Linked DNA regions of Homo sapiens: region 2 is linked to region 1. Evidence: chromatin loops called from intact Hi-C (ENCODE). Cell type or tissue: endothelial cell of umbilical vein. All regions are shown on one strand.

The links. A loop is a pair of places that touch in the nucleus more often than their neighbours do. Peaks named below come from ENCODE experiments on the same cell type or tissue, not always from the same donor. Only the 100,000 strongest peaks of a DNase experiment are listed, where the experiment ranks them.
Region 2: it touches region 1 in a loop (4-fold over the local background); 8 of 110 quality-filtered maps call a loop at or near these places.

Annotation. Positions count from the first base shown.
Region 1 is chr4:55,863,739-55,871,738 of GRCh38, forward strand. It overlaps EXOC1 (exocyst complex component 1), which reads left to right. Exons shown (of 19, transcript NM_001024924.2): 4 at 489-648; 5 at 4,598-4,785; 6 at 6,940-7,167; 7 at 7,363-7,495. Among named protein-coding and RNA genes, the nearest start is that of EXOC1, 14 kb to the left of the region's middle. In endothelial cell of umbilical vein, a CTCF peak has its summit at 3,431 (motif pointing left); DNase peaks (open chromatin) are centred at 2,793 and 3,443; H3K27ac peaks cover 1,746 bases.
Region 2 is chr4:54,968,400-54,976,399 of GRCh38, forward strand. It overlaps the pseudogene RPL38P3. Among named protein-coding and RNA genes, the nearest start is that of LINC02358, 130 kb to the left of the region's middle. In endothelial cell of umbilical vein, CTCF peaks have their summits at 3,159 and 3,373; a DNase peak (open chromatin) is centred at 3,282.

The DNA.
Region 1 (8,000 bases):
AGTACACCAGGATATACATTGCATTTTTCTCAAGTTTTATACTTAGAAGATATAGTCCTTATTAGGGAGTTAGTGTCCAATTACAGTTTCAAATAGTAGTACATTATTAAAGAAAATGTATAACTAAAACTCTATAGGCAATTTAAAAAGAAAAATTAGGTCCATGTCAAAGCTAGAGACCATTGTCATCTTACTGATGAGGAAGCTAAGCCACAAAGCCATTAATGCATCCTATACTTCTACTCATAGACCTAAAGGGCATAGGAAGAAAATGACCACAACAGTATGTTGTTTTTTCATCCAGCTCCTTTGGGGTGGTAAACTTTTTGCTATAAATTGAATTCTCCAAACTCTTCCTTTCCAGTTGCTTAGCTGATTTTTAATACTCTTCATTTTCCAAAAACAGCGTAAATGCCTATGCAGATTTTACATTAACAATGTAAAAGGATGTGATCAAAAATAATATCTTTTGTATATTTTTATTTTAGGAAAATCCTGAATTTGATTTACACTTTGAAAAAATATATAAATGGGTTGCCAGCAGCACTGCTGAAAAGAATGCATTTATTTCATGCATTTGGAAATTGAATCAGCGATATCTCCGGAAGAAAATTGATTTTGTCAATGTTAGCTCACAGCTTTTGGAAGGTAAAGTTAAATAAAAATGTATATGTAAAATCAATTATATCTTTAAGTGAATATATAATTTGACATCATTCAAATTAATTAGAATACTGAATTATCTTATCGTAAAAGAACTTTAAAATAATTTTTCTTATTGCAGAAATTATGCTTGTTTATTGTAGAATATTAATACATTATGATAAATAAATAAAAACCACTTATTCTTCAGCAATAACTACTGTTAGCACTTTGTTAGATATTCGTCTAGTCTTTTTCCTATGCATAAACACCTTTTTAAGATAAAGAAATTTACATTATGTTTTCTAACATACTTTTTCATATAATGTATCATGAACATTTTTCATGTTGTTGAATACTTACCCCAACATTATTTTCAGTAGCACCATAGTATTCCATTATATGGATATACCATGTTTATTTAACTAATCATTTATTTTTTAATTTTCCAATCTTTGCTTCTTTTAAACAGCTCTGGGATAAATACCCTTGTAGCAGTATTTTTGTACAGAGGGTAGATGTAGTGGTTAAGAACATAGCTCTGAAGTCAGACTTCTTGGGTTCAAATCCTGGCTTTGCCACTAACTAGCTATATGACTTTGCATTGATACTTACTCTCTATGTTTCAGTTTCCCTTATCTCAGAACTAGAGATAATAATAGTATCTACCTCATAGGGTTGTTATGAGGATTAAATTACTTAATATATGAACATAGTAAGAACAGTGCCAGGTACATAGTAAGTGCTCAGTAAATATTAGCTATTATTATGTTACCAGTATAAAATCCTTAGACATGAAGATTATTAGAATATTTTTGATCAGTATATCTTCAGGAATGTTACTATGCATCATTTTGTGTTACAAGACAAAAACTCTACCATTAATTAGTGAAAATATGAGATTTTCTCTACTTTTAAAATTTCTTTCCTAAAGATACAAACATTGTAAGATAGCACTTAGTAATCAGTGAGCCTGCTGCTGATTTTAGGCTTGATGCTTGGCACTGGCAGAAACAAGTCACATATGTCAGCCACCAGTAGTGCTGGTCTTATGTAGGAATCCCCAGGGTTGCCATCTCACCAACACTAGTCCCCAACATCTTGGTAATTGAGTGTGTAGAGGGAATGACCTTCAAGAAATTTATGGTAACTTTTCATGCCTTGAATCGTGGTTTAATTTGCTTCGAATGGCTTTTATTTTTTTTAACATTTCAGGGTTGAACATTCTGATGAGTCAGTGATTCAGTGATTCACAAGCTTGCTGTTCTGTCTTCAAATATTATGCATTTCCAGATGTTATTTATTGTGTAAGGTGATTTTAAACCAGTATATTTCAGGACAGTCATATAGAAAAATACATACCCTACCTGGATCTGCCTCATTAAGAAATACTACCAAAATCAGTGAGAAGAGTATTACTGTTTTTGAAAATGAAGTGTCTAACTTAAAAAAAAAAAGGCATTCAATTTTTCAGGCCATAAAACAAGAGTATAGACACGTTCATGTGTATAAACATTAACCCTAACTGAGATCGATTTTAAGAATACTGAGAAGATCCTTAAGGATCTCATTTTGAAAATCACTTGCTATATACGTCAGTAACTCTTGCTTTGGTTTAGTGGAGTTCAGGGAATAGCTTCATTAATGTCTACAAACTTGTTTTATGGACCTTGAAATTACAGCCTTTAATTCCCATTAAAAAAAAATGTCTCTAAGTTTTGAGTGATGTTAGAAAACAAATAAAAAATTATTACCACCCCAGTTTAAGAGCTCAATAATTAAGTAAGACTATTTTGATTATAAATGGTAGCAGTGGCAACTTGGTAGTTTTTATTGTTGACAATTGAATACGTAAGTTAAATAATGGGGCTCCTCAGCAGAATAAGGTTTGTAAAAGAGGACTTTTCAGCAGTTGAAGTAGATTGAAGTTTTTATTTGGCCTTTTTTTTCATTCTTTTACTTGCAACCAGCTTTTTAAAAAAGAATCTTTGACTTGAATCCTTAAATGCTGGCTTGAACTGTTATTTTGTGTAATTTTTTACTTGCCTCAATCTTGTCCTTTCTAACCATGTTTTGTGACTAATCCTCTGTGAGGGAGTGTCTGGGTAAAGCTTTTGGGCCTTAAGTAACATAACTAGGCTACATGCATGAGTCACAACTGACCTAAATATAATCCCCAGGAAATGATTAGTTTGCCAGGTTTCTCCTCTAAGGGTTAGTTAGTGCTGTTTCTTAAAAGACTAAGAGAAATTAGAAAGATAAATATATTTGTAGTCACTATCAGAAAGTGAATAAGAAAAATGAACACGGCAAATTTAGCTTCTTATGGATCTTTCCACTTGGTAGTTGATTTGGCTGTCTTTTGAACTTTAACATGAAGTTCAAATGAGATATGGGTAGTATTTTAAAAATTTAAGCCTGTTTACTTTTCTACCCAGCTAATATTCTTTGCTTACTTTCCTCTGCTTTTTTCATACTTTTTACTCTCCAGAACTGCCTAAAGTTACAGAAGGTGCGTAACACCTTTTCTTCTTCTATTCCATATGTTTTTATTAGTTGCCTTTGTTATATACCGTTGGTTGTATGTTTTATGAAATGATGTACTGGGACAAATTTATTTTAAAAATCTACATAGTAATAAAATTAATGATAGTATTTATTATTGGCTTTCAAGGACATATCATTAGAAAATACTTCTGAAGCAGTTAATTATAATCATGTAAAATATTTGTTTAAGTCTACTTGTGTAAGGACCTGTACAGAATGATTTGGGCAGTCCCTGCCCCCTAGTGGCTAATAAGCTGTCACACATGACAGTTGAACTTTTTCGCAGTGAATTAAATGGACTCGTTGAAAGGACAAGGAGATCGGTAATATCTCTCTAAAGAACTTATATACTAAAATCTGTAATTGCCTGTACCAAAAGTTTTAGTCTTCTTTTTGTTCTGGGACAAATGAACGTATTTCAGGTCATGCTGAATGTAAATATTCATTTTCCTATAAAATAATGAATACTAAAAGCATCCAGAGTTTGTGGTTTAAATCATGCCCCATTAAGTCTGTGAAATTGCTAACTTTATTTAGAGTGATAAAACAACATCTTAGGAGTTAAAAATGATTTCTTTCATTTTACCTCCTAACCTCAAGCTTTATATACAGTGCTCACATGCTAGTGTATTTCCTCAAAAAAAAAAAAAAAATGAACTGAAACATCTAGAAAGCATTTCAGGTTTGACCTCTTGGTCTTTTGTTATAAAGCATGAAGCCTGTTTAACTTTTTATAATTTCAAACAGCCATGTTGTTGTTGCTCTTACTTAGAGTTATTGAGAAAGCTGTAACTTATCTTTAGAAATGTTATCAATGCATGTGAAATTTTTTTAAGCAAAGAAATGGATAATTCAGTTAATATTCTAGTGACCAAAATAAATTATGGATTATAGATGCATTTTTCATTTTAATTAAAAAGTATTTGGCAAAAATATACATACTGAAGATGAAAGTAACAAAAGTAACAAAAGAAAAATTTCACCTGGGAAAAAAAGGAAAGCAAATTGTTTTTGTGTGTACTGAATTCATAGTCATTGTTTTGTTAGAGCAACAGCCACATCAGGTACGAAAAAATGTTTAGGTTTGTTCCCACCTGTTTTTGTATTTTGTTTTTACATTTTAGCTTAATTGTATTTTGGGAAACTGTGGTGAAAGCCTGTTTTAACATTTGTAAGTTAGTGCATTAGACTGCATGCTTTTTATTTATTTTTTAGAACTTTATTTCATTAACATATTAAATTATTTATAAAAATAAAGTTTGATTTTTTCATATCATTTGAATCATTCTATCCTCTTTTTCAGCTGCTAAATGTGACCTGTGCTTATAACTATACCTACCTATATGTATTATGTTATAGTCTTTTCTACTTTTTTGACTATTTTACTTTGAATTTTTACCTCTTTAAGAATCTGTTCCAAGTGGAGAAAATCAGAGTGTGACAGGAGGTGATGAAGAAGTAGTAGATGAATACCAAGAGTTAAATGCAAGAGAAGAACAGGATATCGAAATAATGATGGAAGGCTGTGAATATGCAATCTCGAATGCGGAAGCCTTTGCAGAAAAATTGTCCAGAGAGCTGCAGGTGCTAGATGGGGTAAGACTTTCCTGAATTCTATGAATAAGTGATGTATAGTGGATTGAGAAGGCTAATGATGTTCATATTATACTACCTCAGCACTTAAGCCTTTATAGTGTGTTATTGCCATCTTTATCTATAAGCACATTACCAGCTGCCATCAGTCTTTTACTGTTCTTGTTCAAAAGATGAACTATTCCTGTTAAGCCAATGAAGACAGTTGGCTGAGATTCTGGATTTGGGGAGGTTCTTGATATGAAGTGACTGGAGTAAAAACTAGGCCAGAGAACATCTTGGGAGTTGATTCGCTCAGCCTCTGAAACATGTCTGAATAGTTCAGTGCCAAAGAATAGCATTTGTGTGTATGTGTGTGGTTTGAAAAAAATAAAAATAGGGATGAAGTATAAAGAGAGAAATGTGGCTGAAATATGTGAATCATTTACCAAAGAAGAGTGGAGTGAGTGTGGTGAAAACAGGAGAGCCAGAGAAAAAGATCTGTGACTTCTTTGCTAAAATGTTTTAGAATAGACCTTTTTGTTTTGTGTGCAGTTTTTGAGTGTAATTCAAATGCACAGCACCTGCTGGGGCAGTGGCTTACACCTGTAATCTCAACACTTTCGGAGACTGAGGCGAGCAGATCACCTGAGGTCAGGAATTCGAGACGAGCCTGGCCAACATGGCAAAACCACATCTCTACTAAAAAAAAAAAAATTAGCCAGACATGGTGGCATGCTCCTGTGGTCCCAGCTACTTGGGAGGCTGAGGCACAAGAATCGCTTGAACCTGGAAGACAGAGGTTGCCGTGAACTGAGATCGTGCCACTGCACTCCAGCTTGGGTGACAGAGTGACACTCTGTCTCAAAACAAAACAGAACAAAACAAAAAAATCAAACACACCGCATCTCTTATGCTAGAGTAATCTAAAATCATTTGGGTTTGTTCTGGTTTTAAGAAAAGGTAAGCATTTAAGAAATCCCTCAGAGGATAAGGAACATTTTAAAGACTTAAATTTTAGTGTTGTATACATGAAAGGTACAGAAGTTATGGGGTCTGACTCAGGCCCAGAGAGATTATATGAATAGTCCAGGCTTACAAGTTTACAGAGTTCACTGAAAGCAAAGCCTAGAAATGATTTTAAGATGTTAAGGAAGAAATCCTGGGCAGATTCAAACCCCAGCTCTGTTACTTAAGAGATGTCAGTGGCTTCTGAACCCTTCTGACTCTTAAAGTCGTATTGCACTTACATTTTATTTACTGTGGATAGTATGTAAATAACGTGTGAAACCACAGCGTCAGCTGTACAATGATATCCTTTAAATTTCTGGTCCAGGTTTTTCATCGTACCATGTTACTTGCCTTCTTAATATGGCTTAGTGATTTATATTTTTTGTTCTAATTAATATGGTATATATGTTCCAAGTCAGCATATTGCTTTGCAGTTTAATTTTGGATTTGGCAGTTTCCTTATTTCAGGGAATTCAGAATCAATAGTCAGAATCATTTAGAAAATAGTGATAAGGGGATGGTGGTTTGTTACTGCTTTGCCTGGGGAAGAAAAAAAAAACAGTTGAAAGAGAAAAGAAAAAAGATGATAGAAGGAGCTATCGGCCGTATGCTCTTCTACATCCTGTTACTAGTTCCCATCATACTACAGTTATAAATTAGTTTCATATATCCTTCAGAGTCTGGTATACCACTGCTGCTTTCTCAACTAAGATATCACATAGGTGATTATGCTTTTATTTAGGGTTTCACATAGGTGTTAAGAAAATTTCTAGCTGGTAGAATTGGAGGAAATGTTAGAGATAACATGGCCTAATGCCTCCTAAATGTATAGAAATGAGAATGTGCCATTACCAGTGATACTTTCTGGCACCTTACTTGTGCATTCTGGAACCTTACTTGTGCAGTCTGTGGAAATATAAAATCCTAAGGCATGGTCCCTAACATTGATTTAGAGGCAAGTGTACCTGCATGAAATACTGTGTAAAACATGGAAGAACATAAAGTGATAAACTGAAGTAGATGTGTAGGTATATATCAATTTTTGTTATGCTACTTTCAAGGAAATTTAGCAACATTTCACCTTTATTCTTTTACACATCTAAATAACAAGTATGTTTTTTGTTTGTTTGTTTGTTTGTTTGTTTGTTTTGGTCTTTAACTTTGTAGGCTAACATCCAGTCAATCATGGCATCTGAAAAACAAGTCAACATCCTGATGAAATTGCTAGATGAGGCTCTAAAGGAGGTAGATCAGATTGAATTGAAACTGAGCAGTTATGAGGAAATGCTCCAAAGTGTAAAAGAACAAATGGATCAGATCTCTGAAAGCAACCACCTAATTCATCTTAGTAACACTAATAATGTAAAACTCCTATCTGAGATAGAGTTCCTTGTGGTAAGTATGATCATAAATTACCAACAAAAAAAAACTAGTGATGATATATAAAACCCATTTGTAAACATTTTTTAATTTCCTTGTGAGAACAGGATTTAAAATAATTCCAAAGACCTAATGATAGGACTGAATAGCATCTTGCCTGTAAATTTCCCAAAATTACACATGCAAATGGTGTGTTTGCATATATTCTAGAACCACATGGACTTGGCCAAAGGTCATATAAAGGCCCTTCAGGAAGGAGATCTTGCTTCTTCCAGAGGCATTGAGGCCTGCACCAATGCTGCTGATGCCCTTCTGCAGTGCATGAATGTAGCTCTTCGACCAGGTATGTTCATTAGAAATGACAAAAATGTGACCAAGAATGTGAGACTAAGCCTGTAACTTGTTATAAAGGTTTTGACAAGAAATACATGAGACAAGTGGTTTAAGGGTTACATTATTAGCTATTCAAGTTTCACTGATTTCCCAACTTATTTCTATTGATACTAGGAACTTTTTTACTTCAGTTCCTCCTTCTAATTGTCCTCAATGACTATAGTCAACACCATGATCTTTATTTAGTACTATCCACAGAACCCAGCAGAAAGTAGGTGCTTTGGTTAGACGAGAGCAATTATTTCAAAACTTGAGTGTCCGTCAGAATCCCTAGAGGTCTTGTTAAAAACATAGATTGCCTGGCCCCAGTCCCAGATTCAGCAGATCTGGGCTGAGATTTTAGAATCCACATTTCTAACAGTTCCCAGGCGATGGTGAGGCAAGACCACACTTTGAGAACTACTGTGAAATCCCATTTTTCTCCTGCTTAACTTTTATCATGTAAATGAATACAC
Region 2 (8,000 bases), 900 kb before region 1:
ATCCTGAGATGAAAAGAACTTCCACCCTCCACAACTGATTCAATACTGTTCCAAATGGTTGACCCAATCCCAGCTAAACCATTTGCTCTACTAGCCCCTCTAAGAATTATTCATTCCTCAGCATAGGCATTACATGTGGTTGGCTCCTTTTTCAAAAAGATCAGCCCTTCATCTTCCCCAAATCATGGGCCCATCGGTTCTCTGGAAAATTATTCCAAACTCCACAACACTTTTTCTCTTTTTTTTTTTTTATTAATTTTCTTTATTGTCTGTTTTCTTTTTTTATATACACTTTAACTTTTAGGGTACATGTGCACAATGTGCAGGTTTGTTACATATGTATACATGTGCCATGTTGGTGTGCTGCACACAGTAACTCCTCAGTTAACATTAGGTATATCTCCAAATGCTATCCCTCTCCCCTCCCCCCACCCCACAACAGTCCCCAGAGTGTGATGTTCCCCTTCCTGTGTCCATGTGTTCTCATTGTTCAGTTCCCACCTATGAGTGAGAACATGCAGTGTTTGGTTTTTTGTCCTTGCGATAGTTTACTGAGAATGATGATTTCCAATTTCATCCATGTCCCTACAAAGGATATGAACTCACCATTTTTTATGGCTGCATAGTATTCCATGGTGTATATGTGCCACATTTTCTTAATCCAGTCTATCGTTGTTGGACATTTGGGTTGGTTCCAAGTCTTTCCTATTGTGAATAGGGCCGCAATAAACATACGTGTGCATGTGTCTTTATAGCAGCATGTTTTATAGTCCTTTGGGTATATACCCAGTAATGGGATGGCTGGGTCAAATGGTATTTCTAGTTCTAGATCCCTGAGGAATCGCCACACTGACTTCCACAATGGTTGAACTAGTTTACAGTCCCACCAACAGTGTAAAAGTGTTCCTATTTCTCCACATCCTCTCCAGCACCTGTTGTTTCCTGACTTCTTAATGATCGCCATTCTAACTGGTGTGAGATGGTATCTCATTGTGGTTTTGATTTGCATTTCTCTGATGGCCAGTGATGATGAGCATTTTTTCATGTGTCTTTTGGCTGCATAAATGTCTTCTTTTGAGAAGTGTCTGTTCATATCCTTCGCCCACTTTTTGATGGGGTTGTTTGTTTTTTCTTGTAAATTTGTTTGAGTTCATTGTAGATTCTGGATATTAGCCCTTTGTCAGATGAGTAGATTGCAAAAATTTTCTCCCATTCTGTAGGCTGCCTGTTCACTCTGGTGGTAGTTTCTTTTGCTGTGCAGAAGCTCTTTAGTTTAATTAGATCCATTTGTCAATTTTGGCTTTTGCACAACACTTTTTTTCTAATGACTATAGGAACAGATTGAATATGAGAGCTAAGCAGATTTTAAATATAAGTATGTTTTTTACTAAAGCCCTTTGTATCAGTTAAGAATTGTGTTAAGCTCCAAGTAAAAGAGGTCCCCCAAAACATAGGTTTAAACAAATTAGGAAACTTATTTTTCTCAGGTAATGAAGAATGTGGACATGGGAGGTCCAGGGTGGGAATGGTAGCTCACAATTCACCAGGGACTTAGACTCCTTTTACATTTCTGTTCAGTCATCTTTAAAGGTTGTCTAGTGGCCTCAAGATGGCTGCCAGAGTTCTAGCCATCCTGTTCAAGCTCCAGACAAGAAGAATGAGAAGAGCAGTGGACAAAACAGTATGCCATGGGAGTCAACCCCTTTTTAAGGAGCTTCTCTAGGAAGTTCCTCTCAACAACTTCCACTTCTATTTCACCAGCCAAAACTTGGCTACTTCTATCTGCAAAGGAGTTTGGGAAATTTAGAGGATTTTTCTTTGTTTCATTATTTTCACACATCAGATAGATATATGGCTACTCCTTCCCCAGACAGGGTTCTATTAGGTAGGGAGAAAGTGAGAGGATAGGCTGGCCTGGCTAGTTAAAATAAGGCTGCTTTCTGAGTCAGATTCAGAGGAACTGGACTCTCAGAGGCACAGAAGCAGGCTCTGCCAGGCCTCAGGCTTCTACGTCAGGTAGGAAAATAACTTTGGTCCTGTGTCACATCTTCAGGGTTGGAGAAGGAGCATCTCTCTTTAAGGAACAAGAAGACTACATTTTTTAATTTCAGGGAATGATTGGGAACTTATCCCAGGTCAGCAGTGGGTCTGGGAAGGAGATCTGGACATTCTTCAAAGGAGATTTTGCCTTTTCCAGACTTCCCATTTCTATTCCTCTTGCATTCCTGTGCTCTAGTCCCTGCTGCAAATGAGAAACTTCACTTTTTTTTTTTTTTTAACAGGTCAGGGTGTTTGGGGATGTTGGTACAGAAGAAGAACAGTTATGTCTGCCTCAAATTTACCAGACAGAGCAGGTAACCCAATTTTTAAAGGCAGATGTATCCTAACCATCATCAAAGCTTCATTCACCTTTGAATTTAAGGTTTTGCCCTCAAACCATGATTTTTGTTATCCTGCTAAGATCTTACATGGAGTTGTTAGTTTAATTAAATTCAGCTATTTCAAGATGGAATACTTGACTGAACATAGGAGAAAGCTGAGAACTACAAAGACAAAAATGAATCCTGCCCTATCATCTTATTTAGAAAAACTTTTTCTTATATTCATTCCTTCATTTCATTCAACTGTATTGATCAAGCAGCTCCATGTGCTAGGTTCAGGATACACCACAGGTCTTGAAACCTGGTACATACCCACGAGGAATGTGTTCCCAATTGCATGAGAAACAGTGAGGAGCCAATTATAGTTCAGAGTAGCAAGGGCGATGATGTCTATGCATAGTCTTAAAAAACGGAAAGATGGGGCTACTGCCATACAGCAGAAAATCAGTTTGGAAGAAAGGTCAGGGAAGGCTTGTTGGACATGGTGAAATCCGAGACCTAATTCATCAATTTTCAGGAGCATCGAGCCTGAACTTCAAAGTCAATCCTCTTTTAAACTAACAAAACCAAATCATGTGCTCATGCGCTTATCTGGAAAATAAAAACATACGTAATATTAGTACTCAAAAGCTAAGATCACAGGTAAATTCAATTTCAAAGCAAAAATCAAAATGAACAATCAACACAGTGGACCATTTCCTCTTATTAGCAGATGAGGAAAGCTTAAAATTAATCGTGTCGCCTGGTACAGCAAGCAGTCACTTCAAAGTTAAACGCTAGGTGGTGTTCTTAGCACGGTTTGCTATCTTTGACGTCTTAGAAACAGTGAGGGTTCACTCCTTTCCAGGAAAAAGAAAGCAAAATGCTGAATACCCCTATCACAAAATTGATTTTATAAGAATAAATAACACCTTTAATGGTATTCTTTTCTTACCATGAGCAATACATTTATTTTTTTTTAACAGTAAATATTTTCTGGTAGATAGGCACATTATTCCTTGCAAAAATGAGATGGAACCACTAGAGGGACAAACTCTCCCAGGACCTAGTCAGCCAAGCAGTTTTGTAAAGGCAGCAATAGCCTCTGGATACCGAAGCCAGGAGTTAGAGAACCGTATTCAAGTGTCCCCCAAGCAACCTGAACCCATTACTCAACTTCATAGTCTCCTTGGAGAAGTTCGCAATTTAGAAGAAGTTGATAGAAAATGTTTTACACCCAAATCACCAAAGCTGGGCCTTGTTACATGCCTGCCTCCTCCTCCACCAAGTAGAAAATGTTAGATTAGAAGATTAAGGGATACTATGCAAAGCACGTTAAGCTCCTTGAGTAAAAGGAATTAGGAGGATATCAGATGGTAGCAATAAGTTTCAAAGACGACAAACGGAAGAGTGATACCTTACCTTGTAAAACCATTCTCCATAAAATAGGAAAAAATCAGATAGCACAAGGCAGAGAAGAAAAAAAAGAAGGAAATAATAACAACAGAAAATATTTTAGGCCAATAATCAACCTACAGAGGGGAAGAATATAGATCTCTTTTATCTAAAAGGAATGAATAGTTTTTTTAATGTTGAAACTAGAAACCAACTAATACAACACTAGGCAGAGAATACAAAAGTAGAAAATGATTTAGTCCTGAAAAATATTTTAGGCAAATAGTTCATTGATATTTGGTTTCCAAACACTGGTCAAAGAACCAGTCCTGATCCATGACAAAGTTTTCACTGGTCTGTGATGAAAAGCAGAAAATAAGGACATCATAAAAAGTCTTTCAGAAAGCTAATTTTTTTTTTTTTTAAGATGGAGTTTCACTCTTGTTGCTCAGGCTGGAGTACAATGATGCAATCTAGGCTCACTGCAATCTCCGCCTCCTGGGTTCAAGTGATTCTCCTGCCTCAGCCTCCCGAGTAGCTGGGATTACAGGCGCCCACGACCATGCCCAGCTAATTTTTTTTTTTTTTTGTATTTTTAGTAGAGATGGAGTTTCACCATGTTGGCCAGACTGGTCTCGAACTCCTGACCTCAGGTGATCCCCCCACCTCGGCCTCCCAAAGTGCTAGGATCACAGATGTGAGACACCGCGCCCAGCCTAGAAATCTAAATTTGATAGATTTAAAGAACTTATTTTTATTCTAAAATTAGATCTTTTCTGCCTTTTTATGGTACAAGATGTTTTCTAAAGTTAAAAAAAGAAAGAAAAAGCTTCTCCTAGGAAGTGGTCATCATAGAGGTGTTTATGTGTTATTTCATTCTGTTTTGTTATTAGTCCTTATTTTGCAAACTCTAATGTACCATCATTATGTATAGTTTTGAAATGTTACTGGTCTGAGAAATCCAAAAGTCTGAGAACTACTGCATCAACAACTAATTTAAGAGAGAACTAACTAGTCAGCAAGGTGTTATTCACTCATTTATTCAAGAGCCAATTACAGTCCAGAGTAGCAAGAGGGATGATGTCTAAATATTCATTGAATCCTTTGTTGGTCCTGGGCTGCATTGGGCCAGGGGTGATGAGCATTAGCAAGGCTGGCATTGGTCCTCCTCACAGAACATGCCATCTGGCAGGAATGTCTGGGGTGGTGAGCAGGTTGAGGCCCATTGTGATGTTAAGGATGATGGTATATTAAGCTTGTAATTGCACATGGGATAATTTTTTACAACGTATGTAGAATTTTGCACTATATCTTTTTTAATCCACCTTGGATGAACAGTGTGTTTCTTTCCTGTAAAAACTGAGTAAGTGAATGTCTGTTTCTATCAAGCTACTTTAAAAATATATATCCACATCTCACTATGATAGTTGCCAAGACTCTTGGTTCAAGGCCCTGGGCTGGCTGTCTACATACAATGTGCCACAAAAGGCATCTCTGTAAAGATGGAACCCCAAAGGTTGCAGAATGAATATCCCTTACCTATTCTGAAAAGGTACAGCAGTAAGGTCTAGGTGCGGACAAGGGAAGTTATTTCTCACCCTGCCAAGGAGAAGGAAGAGTCAGCTTAAGGGATCTATGGAGGCTCTTTTTTCCAAAGCATCCCTGTAGAGGCATCCCTGAGGGACAGCCAGCCAGCTGGTTATGTTGCTTTTCAATGTGACATTTCTGGACTCTTGGGATCATTGGGTTATATTTGGAATTCATCCTGGCCACTGTCTGGGTCTCCCATCTTTAACAGGCACATCAGCAGGACAGTTTTAGATAGAAAAGATCGATAAAATCTGGCAGCACTTGCACTGGTTTCCATGGTGACATGCTGAGCACCTACTGGTCCTTAAAGACCAGCAATATGAATAGTTAAAATGAATTATTTCAGGGCCCTCTAGCCTAGAATATAGGGATCCAAGATAAGAAAATTTTTTAAAGCCTATTCTTCTGGAACATAATTGATAGCTATAGATACATACACAGGAAGGGACATTAGAAAGAAATATCCAAGCATGATTTTGTTTATAGAAAAATAAAAACAAACAGAGATTGGCTATAAGTATTTTTATATCAGAGAATTGTTTCAGTGCATTACCTGGAGCCTTACTTGCTGAGGTCTTCAGGTCCTTTAGGGAAGTGTTTCAGAACATGTACAATCTTATCATTTCTTTTATCAGAACTTGAGTTCTCATAACTATACACCACTGTGCCTTACTTTACATTTATATTCACTTTAAGTTACTGTTTCTACAATAAACCCTCCACCCCCAATACACTGAGGCACATTTGGCCCCTTTGAGCCAGTGTGGGCTGCCAGCACTGTGAATAGGGAACGTCCTCTCTGCCTCACAACATCTGCACACTTGATTCAGAGATGTCTTTCCTGTATCCCTCACCGTCCTCTGACAGAACCCCATGGATCAGCTTTACAGGTCTCTATTTCCAAATCTGCAGGGGTCTCTCTCTAACACCTGACTAGTTAAATAGGATTCCCAGATTTAGCCCATCTATCTCTGGCCACCTGATCTTAACACTTCCCTTCTGGTTGGAATTTTCCATGGATGGATCCACCTTGAATTCCCCTCTTTCAATTACTCCTTCAAAAAGCAATTCCTAGAGGCCATCCTTGTAAAGCAAGATGATGGACCACCCTCTTTGGAGACCACCCTTAAGATAGCCTCACCAGACACCAACTGGCCCCATGGGATTTCTTCCTGCCTTCTTCTTCCCTCCCTTCCTTTGTAAATTCAATGTTAGATTTCAAATCAAAATCCTCAGCTCATCATTCACTATTCTCACTGATCCATGCAAGGCTCAGTATGCATGTATTTATAGACTTCTTATATAACAAAGATTGATGTCTTGTATGAAAGTACTTTCAATGTACACAAATTGTGTGGCATCATTCACTTCATTCTGTTCCTCACTTTTTCACTCAGGAGTCTCTTCATGTTGCTGCACATATATCAAGTCTGTTGTTTAACTGCTTAATAATACTCCCTAGTGCACATCCAGTACAAGCGCTTCTCCAGTCACCCAGTAAGAAACCACAGATTGCTGACACTTCCCTGTAAAACAATGAACATCTTCATATATGCCCCACTATAGACCTGTGTGAGACTTTCTCTGGGATGAGAACCCAGACATCCCACCCACAACAATCTTCTGGATTCCCCATCTGGATTGCTGGGTCAGAGGATATGCATATTCTTAATTTGACCAAATAGGACCAGAGGCTCTCCAGTGTGGCTCCAACAGTCCACATCCCCAACAGCACTGCATGAGGATCTTTACATCCCCCATCCCCATCTCCCTGCAACACTTGGCTGGAGTTCCAGCTTTGTAAGTTGTGCTAATCTGATAGATTTGAAGTTGCTATTGTTTACACTTTCATCTCTTACAAACCCCCAACGAGTCTGAGCATCTTGTCATAAGTTAGATATCATTTAAAAATTATCATTTTAGTTTCTTTTTCTCATGAATCATGTTTTTTTCCTTTTACTAGATTTCTACTGGAATTCCCAAACTCCTCATCAGTTCTCTGTTACTTTTATCCATGACTATTTTCATGAAAACAGAAAAGCTTATTTTGATGTAATTAAATCCATCAATTTTAGCCTCAGGTTACTGGTTTGGGGGTTTTCTATCTTAGATGGAATTCTACAATCTTTCCAGCAAATATAATGTTTATTGTAGGTATTTGTCACATGACCTTTATAAATTAGAACATTCTCTTTCAGACCTGATTTTCTAAGAGTTTTAATTTTTAATCATGAAGTTATTGAATTTTATCCAATGCTTTTTCTGGTTCTATTACGATCATCCTATAGTTTTTCTCCTTTAGTGTATTCATGTGGTGAGTTACATTGGCTCATTTTCTGATGTTGAATCATCCTTGCTTTCTTGTTTTAAAGGATTTTTAATATTTTAATACAGTTTAGATCAGTGTGTCTGGTTCATTTCAGCTCCTTCACTGCCAAACCAGGGGGCAGGGACTAGTTCAGTTTCTCTGCCTTCTCTTTGTCAGTGATGATCAGGGTATAAAGGAATCTGTTGCATGGAACTTTAAACTTCATATTGTCCTTACTTTTCTTGATCTTGACAGATTTGGCATCCTTTCACCAGGCTGTAAGCAGAAAACCCTTGATTTCCTCAATTTTCTGAGGCATGGCGATAAGGTACACCCGGCGCAGACTC